Linked DNA regions of Homo sapiens: region 2 is linked to region 1. A link is an interaction called in ENCODE POLR2A ChIA-PET data of the cell type or tissue named here. Cell type or tissue: A673. All regions are shown on one strand. Links, peaks and the distances in the headings refer to the core of each region. The heading gives the core; the rest is flanking DNA.

Region 1 (4,397 bases), core at 215-4,214:
TTAGCCGGGCATGGTGGTGGGTGCCTGTAATCCCAGCTACTTGGGAGGCTGAGGCAGAAGAATCCCTTGAACCAGGGAGGTGGAGGTTGCAGTGAGCCGAGATTGCGCCACTGCACTGCAGCCTGGGCAACAGAGCAAGACTCCGTCTCAAAAAAATAAATAAATAAAAGGAAACATGATGTAATCAACTTATTTACACCTGCCCCATTACACCTGCCATAAATTGGAGAGCTGGATCATGCCATGTTTTGGCAGGGATGAGGGGACAGAGGAACTTCATGTCCAGTAGTTGAGAGCAGCTCAGACTCCAATAGTTGATCTGTTGGTTTACCTTTTCCTACTCATGCCTGCTCCTGATAAGCTGTGATTCTCTGTATTGCTGTCTTTCCACTTTTTCAGGGCATCAGTTTGCCCTGTGCCCTCAATTCTCTGACAAATCTGGGAAGAGTTGTTTTGTTTCCGTTTGTTCAGCTCTTTTTCTTGTGAGGATGGGAGTGACAACTTCCAAGCTACAAGATAGTGACTGGTGGGCTTCTGGGATATGGGTGCTCTAGGGGTCAGTGGTTAGAGGCCATATGACTGGTGCCTGTGGGGTAGCTTTTGTTCCATGTGGTCTGGGTGGGGCCTTAGTCTTATGAAATCTATGCTTCTTAGTGATTAAGTGTTTGTAATTAAGGGGTTTGGGGATGAAGTAAGTGAGTTTTGGGGGGACAGTAGATGGAAGTGATTATGGATCAGTGTTTGTTAATCAACACCAGATCCTGGGGTCAGTGTTGCTGAGCGTGTGAAGCAGTGATTAGGAGCCTTTGGAAGTCAGAAAACAGGGTGTTCTATGGAGGTGATTTATAGCGTGTGTACTGGGCCAGTGATTCACAGCCCAGAAATGTCAACGATTGCATCTCTAGGAGATAATTATTAAGAAATAGAATATATGACTCTTGAACATCTATAACAACTCCTTCGTGGTGGGTGGAGCAGACTGTGCATTGTAGGATGTTTAGCAGCATCTCTGGCTTCTACAAACTAGATGCTGATAGCACCTCATTGTGAAAATCAAAACAAACGTCTACAGATATTCCTGAATGTCCCGTGGGGGGCAAGACCACCCCCTGTTAAGACTCACTGCTAGACTCTCGGCTCAGCCTGGCATGGTGGCTCACACCTGTAATCTCAGCACTTTGGGAGACTGAGGCGGGCAGATCACCTGAGGTCAGGAGTTGGAGACCAGCCTGGCCAACATGGTGAAACCCCGTCTCTACTAAAAATACAAAAATTAGCCAGGTGTGGTGGTGCATGCCTGTAATCCCAGCTACTCGGGAGGCTGATGCAGGAGAATCACTTGAACCCAGGAGGTGGAGGTTGCAGTGAGCCAAGACCGCGCCCCACTGTACTCCAGCCTGAGCAACAGAGCGAGACTTTGTCCCATTAAAAAAAAAAAAAAAAAAAAAAAAAAAAGACTCACTGCTTTAGAGAGAAGGCCAAAAGCTCACACTGAATATAAATGATTTAACTCACCTAATAATGAAAGAGGATCTCAGATTGGATATATGAATGAAATAGAGCTATATCCAAGCTTAAGGATGGGAATACTTGTAATGGAGAGGTTGAAAATGAAAAAGTGGGAGACGTTTTCGTAAGCATGTTAGGTCCGGTTATGCAGTTCACTGCTGCCCTACACATTCCAATTTGGGGAAGTGACTGGAGGTTAAAGGTCATGAGAATTCAGTTCTGGAATATAGAGGAAGATAACGGTGGAGTGATGTATTCCAGGAGAGCGTGTGGTTGATGGGAAAGTTTGGAGTCTTCATCATGCTGTTAGCAGGCAGCAGATGTTTCATTTCGAGGATGTCTGTGAAAAGACAAGCATCCTTGGCCATGTGGACTGACTTGATTTTAAAGTGAGGTTTGGGGCTGGTGGCAGGTAAGCTGCTTTCTTCTATTCTTTTTGCTTGTATAAAATAGAAGGCATGGGAAGATGGCGGCGGGGGCGAGGTGAGATGTTGGCAGTGGAAAGGGGTTCGGGCTCGGGGGGCGGGGGGACGCGGAGCGATGGCCCGCGCGGCCGCAGGGGCGGATAAAAAGCCGTCGCGCTGCGGGAGTGGGCGGGAGGGAGAGGGGTTGTCCGAGGGCCACAAGAGTATGACGGGGCTGTACGAGCTGGTGTGGCGGGTGCTGCACGCGCTGCTCTGTCTGCACCGCACGCTCACCTCCTGGCTCCGCGTTCGGTTCGGCACCTGGAACTGGATCTGGCGGCGCTGCTGCCGAGCCGCCTCTGCCGCGGTCCTAGCGCCGCTCGGCTTCACGCTCCGCAAGCCCCCGGCAGTCGGCAGGAACCGCCGTCACCACCGGCACCCGCGCGGGGGGTCGTGCCTGGCAGCCGCACACCACCGGATGCGCTGGCGCGCGGACGGTCGTTCCTTGGAGAAGCTGCCTGTGCATATGGGCCTGGTGATCACCGAGGTGGAGCAGGAACCCAGCTTCTCGGACATCGCGAGCCTCGTGGTGTGGTGTATGGCCGTGGGCATCTCCTACATTAGCGTCTACGACCACCAAGGTATTTTCAAAAGAAATAATTCCAGATTGATGGATGAAATTTTAAAACAACAGCAAGAACTTCTGGGCCTAGATTGTTCAAAATACTCACCAGAATTTGCAAATAGTAATGACAAAGACGATCAAGTTTTAAATTGCCATTTGGCAGTGAAGGTGCTGTCTCCGGAAGATGGAAAAGCAGATATTGTAAGAGCTGCTCAGGACTTTTGCCAGTTAGTGGCCCAGAAGCAAAAGAGACCCACAGATTTGGATGTAGATACGTTAGGCAGTTTACTTAGTTCAAATGGTTGTCCTGATCCTGATTTAGTATTGAAGTTCGGTCCTGTGGACAGCACATTAGGCTTTCTTCCCTGGCACATCAGATTGACTGAGATTGTCTCTTTGCCTTCCCACCTAAACATCAGTTATGAGGACTTTTTCTCTGCCCTTCGTCAATATGCAGCCTGTGAACAGCGTCTGGGAAAGTAGTGGTCATTGGTTGCGTAATTTGATTTGAGGCTTGTGGAGGAAAGGACCCAAGTGACTCTGATGTTTACAAAGCACCTATGAAACCCTGTACACACCTGGTTCATAATCCTCATAATTTATCAACAAACACAAAAAAGTGTCTTACTTGAGAGTGAGTGTGTGTGTGTGGGTGTGCACGTGCACACATGTGCACGTTTGTATGCATGGAAATAAACTTATAAATGGGGACGTATTGGAGAAGGAAATACATAGACCTACAACTTTGAGCAAATAGCAGTGATGTTTTAGGAACTGAAATGTCACACTTAAAGTCTTCAGCCCAGCTACTTCCCTATTTTTGTGGGGAGAAGAGGGCCTGATTAGAACTGTTCTGGTTGTGTTTGGCGGGAGGGGAATAATTTTTGTTCAGTCCTTCTTAGTGACCAAACTTTAATTTTTAAGAATAATATATTGACTTACTGAACTGAAGCATTCTGAGTTGAAAGGAGCTCCAGAGGAGTGGAGTTCTGTGTTGCTCACATGTTAAAATCTTGCTCACCTTCAGAGCAGAGGGAATACCTATCTTCAGATATCCGTCCATTTTCATCTCTTAATTGTAGTCAAAAGTATGACTTGAGAGTGTTGCTCTGGTATTCTGGGTTCTGAAGTCTGGTATTCTGGTATTCTGGGTTCAAAAGTATGACTTGAGAGTGTTGCTCTGGTATTCTGAGAGTTGCTCTGTATTCTGGGTTCTGAAGATTATTTGAAAAATAACTCCTACTACATTGAAATGCAGACTTTTAAAAATTTAAACATTGGATTAGGCAGTCAAAAAAACCAAGCAAGCATAAAAGGTCAATAAGTTGTAATCTTGATAGTAAAGGTGGAAAACTTATTATAAATGGAAAGAAAGTTTTGGTTTCCTTTTTTGTTTGATGGGCAGTATGCCATATTATACCCAAAGTTCTTTTAAAAAATATTTCCATCAACCATTTTTATTTAAAATAAACATTTGAGGGAAGTTACCAAGGCAGCTTTTTTCCTCAAAAGTAACCTGTTCCTCTTTGGAATAGCACATTTTAGGGGCATGGTTAATACCTGAGATTTTTACTCAGTAAATCCTGATGGTTACTGTGTGTAAAATATCTTTAAGTAGGATTGAAGGCCTCTGTGGGGAAATAAAATATTACCAAAGTCTATAAAAATAAATTTTACATGTTCTCTTTTATGACAGAGAGCAGCACTGGTTCTGTTATTTTTAAAATGAATAATTGATTTCTTGATAGGTGTTTAATATTTCTTCCCTCACTGCTGATTCTTAGATAGAAACCATTCTTTATATTTGATAGACTGTTTTCAGAAAACCCTTATCAACAAGTGTACAATACTTATCTAAA
Region 2 (4,397 bases), core at 148-4,147, 490 kb after region 1:
CAACTTAAAAAGTTCTTAATTCATAATACGCTTAATATTGTTTTTAAAAAGTTTACTTTAAGCTCTTAGACACCTCACTGCAATATCATTCACCCTAAAGAAAAGCTTGAGATACTGCAATCCTCTTTTAAAATTCTTACAAGCCTAAATGCAATGTGGTATACTTGATGGGATCCTGGAACAGAAAAAGGTTGTAAGTGGAAAAAAAAACCTTGAAATCCCAATAAAGTCTGAAGTTAACAGTAATGTACCAGTATTGGTTTTGTAGTTTTGACATATGTACCATGGTAAAGTAAGATGTTAACATTAGGGGAACTGAAACTGTGAGGTGTATATGAGAACTCCCTGTACTAACTGCAACTTTTCTGTAAATCAAACTATTCCAAAATAAAAAGTTTATTTAAAAAACTCACCCAAGGAGAATTAATTACAAAATACCAAAGGAACCTCATAATAAGGTAGTTTCATGCCAAAGGCAGCCTTGCAATGATTGTGATAGCTATGGATATTATATGCATTATGAACACAAGCGCACATTGAGCCATGAATCCATTTGATTATGTCCTCATATTCTGATTTTACTTCTCTGTCAGTCTTTCATTCCCTTCTCTTTGTGGTTGCCACCCTAAATTTACCACTCCCCTCTCCTCTTAGGGGGCAGAGCAAGAAAAGACATAAAACAAAAAGCTTTAAAAATCAAGGAATAAGGATTGGTTACTGGCAGAGTAACTATCATTCCCATGCCAAACTGCTTTAATATAATTTCAGTTTTTTATTCATGTGCATTCAGATACTAGCCTCAAAAGAAAGAAAGGAAAAAGGGAGGGCGGGAAGAAAAGAAAAACCACTGATCCTTATACTAACAATGAACAAATGTGATTCAAACAAAAATGAAATAAAATGTGATTCAAACAAAAATGAGATCAAATGTATCCTTCACCATATCTTATACGGAGTCTTAAAAACTACCCACAGATCTACAGGAAAACTTGGACGTGAACACTGCTTAGACTGAAAACAGATGAACAAGAACTGTGTGTAAGTATAAAATGAGTTATCTTTCAGCCTAGCATTTCTCAGTATTGTTGGTATGGTATTGTATGGCACACATTTACTTTAAAATTATTAATTATGTTTACTTCCATATGTAAACATAAATTTATTTGCTTGTTTTTGTTTCATTTTATCTTTTGAATATTGTATGACAACTCTAGAACTCCGTGGAAGTAGCTAAGAACTGCTTTGTGAATGTTTTGCTCTAGGCCTGCAACTTTTCTTCCAGGTAGCAAGTCCTGCATTAAGGGGTACTGTCACAGCAATCTGTCAGTTGCAGTGGTGCTGCTCAATACTGAAGTTGGAGATTCTCTCCAAGCCCCTGCCAGAGGGGCCTCTACCTCTGGCCCTGCTCACTGATCACACTGCTTTTCAGGCCAGGAACCTGCCTCAGAATTCTCAACCAGAAGTCCAATCAGCTATGGCCAATCAGCTATGGCCATTCTCAAACTTCCTGAATTGGGAAACAACTTCATGAGACCTATATGCTATCCTTGATCTGTGCCATTAACTATGAATGAGGAAAGAAAAGGTCATATTTAAATATTATTGCTTTATTTCTATGTATGCATTTGAAGAAATATCTCACTGAAATAAGATAAAATCAATGAGAAAAATAAATGAAAAGGCCAGAAAAGAAAGGAGGCAACAAAAATAAAAACAAGCTAAAGGGTTCTGATAACTTAAAAAAAAAACATGAATTAAGTCACAACTTACTTGTGAGAAAAGAACTTACCCATTTCTGCAAGGTCTTCATTGAGTTCCTGAAGCCAGAAGATGTCCATGTCATCTAGGTCATAGCGGCAAACAGATGCTGCCAACTCCATGATGTTGATGTAGCCAGGCTCTGTGGTGTCTGGGCTGGAGCAGTGAATATACTTCCGGGGTCGGATAAACAGAACGTCCTTTACCTTCTCAGCTATAATCCTAGAAAAGCAACAGAAAGACAATGATAACAATCAACAAATGACAGATTTCAGGCACTGAATGGATGGCTAAATGCCCTCTGGGAGGTATGGCAGATTCCTTTCTAGAAAGCAAATGGTTTTACAAATTTAGTTTTGTCATGTGCTGTTAACTCACTGACTGCTTACAATATTCTTTATTCACCCTCATGGATCCTGGTTCCCAACATTCTAATTTTTAAAAAAATTTTTAGAGACAAGCTCTTGCTCAACCACCCAGGCTGGAATGCAGTGGCAAGGTCATAGCTTACCATAGCCTTGAACTCCTGGGCTCCAGTGATCCTCCTGCCTCAGCTTCTCAAGTAGCTGAGACTACAGGCACATGCCACCATGCCTGGCTAACGTTTGAAAAATTTTTTTTTGGGTAAGAGATGGGGTCTCACTATGTTGTCCAGGCTGGTCTTGAATTCCTGGCCTTAAGCAATCCTTCTAACTTGGCCTCCTAAAGTGTTGGGATTACTGGCGTGAGCCACCACGACTGGCCCATTCATTCTAATAAAATGTCGTCACATTAGTGTGTTCTTGGTACAATGGCCACCAAGTTTATTTAGAAGAGGAAACCAACCTGGGAGGGGGCGATATCTGCACAAAGGCACAGCCAGATCCCATACCAAAGATATATTTCAGCCAAATTAATAATTTTCTGTCACGGAGACAATACTGGATGGTGGTAAAGAAAACAAGCTTTAGTCTCACAGAGGCTTGTTTTTTTCTGTCACTCACTTACATGGTGATCTCAGGCTATTACTTTATTTGTTTGTTTGTTTATTCATTTATTTTGAGATGGAGTCTTGCTCTGTTGCCCAGGGTAGAGTGCAGTGGCATGGTCTCGGCTCACTGCAACCTCCGCCTCCCGGGTTCAAGTGATTCTCCTGCCTCAGCCTCCCAGTAGCTGGGATTACAGGCAAGTGCCACCACGCCCAGCTAATTTTTTGTATTTTTAGTAGAGAAGGGGTTTCACCATGTTGGCCAGGCTGGTCTCGAACTCCTGACCTCATGATCCGCCCACCTTGGCCTCCCAAAGCGCTGGGATTACAGGCGTGAGCCACTGTGCCTGGCCACTTACTTTATATAAGGTTCAGTTTTCTTAGCTAAAATGTAAGGATAACAATCATTAAATATGATAAAAATAATATCTAGCAAAGACATGGAATTAACCTAAATGCCCATCAATGATAGACTGGATAAAGAAAATGTGGTACATATTCACCATGGAATACTAGGCAGCCAAAAAAAAATGAGATCATGTCCTTTGCAGGGACATGGATGGAGTTGGAAGCCATTATCCTCAGCAAACTAACGCAGGAACAGAAAACCAAAACCTGCATGTTCTCACTTATAAGTGGGAGCTGAATGATGAAAACACATGAACACATGGTAGGGGGAACAACACACACTGCTGCCTGTCAGTGAGGGGAGGGAGAGCATCAGGAAGAATAGCTAATGCATGCTAGGCTTAACAGCTTGGTGATGGGATGATTTGTGCAGCAAACGACCATGGCACACGTTTATTTATGTAACAAACCTATACATCCTGCACATGTACCCCTGAACTTAAAAGTTGAAGGGAAAAAATGCCAAATTTGTAGGACTATTATAACAATTATATAGAAAAAAACAGAAAGTGTTTGGCTTAGTGTACAGTAAAAATAGATGCTCAATAACGTCATTGTTATTGTTTTTATATTCCTTATTATTTTCACTATTTATGCAAATGAGTTAAAGCCAAGAGGCCATGGAGCTATGCACACTCAATCCATTTCCCAACCATAAACAATAGCAACCATAAATCTAAGCCCAAGCAGACTGATATTTCCCCTCACCCTTCCTGACATCCAAGGGCTCAAGGCAAGGAAACCAGAGAAAAAAATAAATTTTTTTCATGCCAACAAGTTATTATTGGTGGTTTAAATACTGTATGAGGCCTCAGAAAATTTAACCAAGAGAAAAATCTGGATTATTATTCTGTGGCAATTTTAAAGAACAAGGTGGTCCATCTAAAAAAAGAAATAAACACACGTATGTCATCATAAAATAATGAAAATCATTTCTCCGGAAGGCTTCTAGAGCCAGTTTCTTTACTCTAGAGTCATCACATATATGGAAGGATTTACAAACACAAACATATTCCAATGAATAAACATAAAATATATACAGGCATAGTCCACCCTATAAATGTAGAGAATACTGCCTCCTAATAAGCATTCTTCCAAAAGCCTGATTCCAAATAATGAACCTGAATAAAGCTAATAACAACGACACACATTTGCACATTTTAATTTTTCTACTATATGGAGTTTTTAAAGCCAAAGGGAACAAATATTTGAGGAAAAATGCAGAAACCTCAAATACTAATTGAAACTAAAATTTTGGGAATTG

The links. ChIA-PET counts read pairs that join two places held together with the same protein. Peaks named below come from ENCODE experiments on the same cell type or tissue, not always from the same donor. Only the 100,000 strongest peaks of a DNase experiment are listed, where the experiment ranks them.
Region 2: POLR2A ChIA-PET joins it to region 1 with 6 read pairs; 2 of 35 experiments call an interaction of 5 or more read pairs at or near these places.

The regions. Positions count from the first base shown.
Region 1 is chrX:47,511,226-47,515,622 of GRCh38, reverse strand. It overlaps LOC124905183 (a long non-coding RNA gene), which reads left to right and starts at 1,762. Exons shown (of 2, transcript XR_007068224.1): 1 at 1,762-1,921. It also overlaps the pseudogene NUS1P1. RefSeq lists enhancers at 1,852-2,351, 2,352-2,853. In A673, for the core only: no CTCF peak of the experiment used is centred there; no DNase peak of the experiment used is centred there; H3K4me3 peaks cover 672 bases.
Region 2 is chrX:47,022,307-47,026,703 of GRCh38, reverse strand. JADE3 (jade family PHD finger 3) reads right to left here. Exons shown (of 11, transcript NM_014735.5): 5 at 1,790-1,980. Among named protein-coding and RNA genes, the nearest start is that of RGN, 54 kb to the left of the region's middle. In A673, for the core only: no CTCF peak of the experiment used is centred there; no DNase peak of the experiment used is centred there.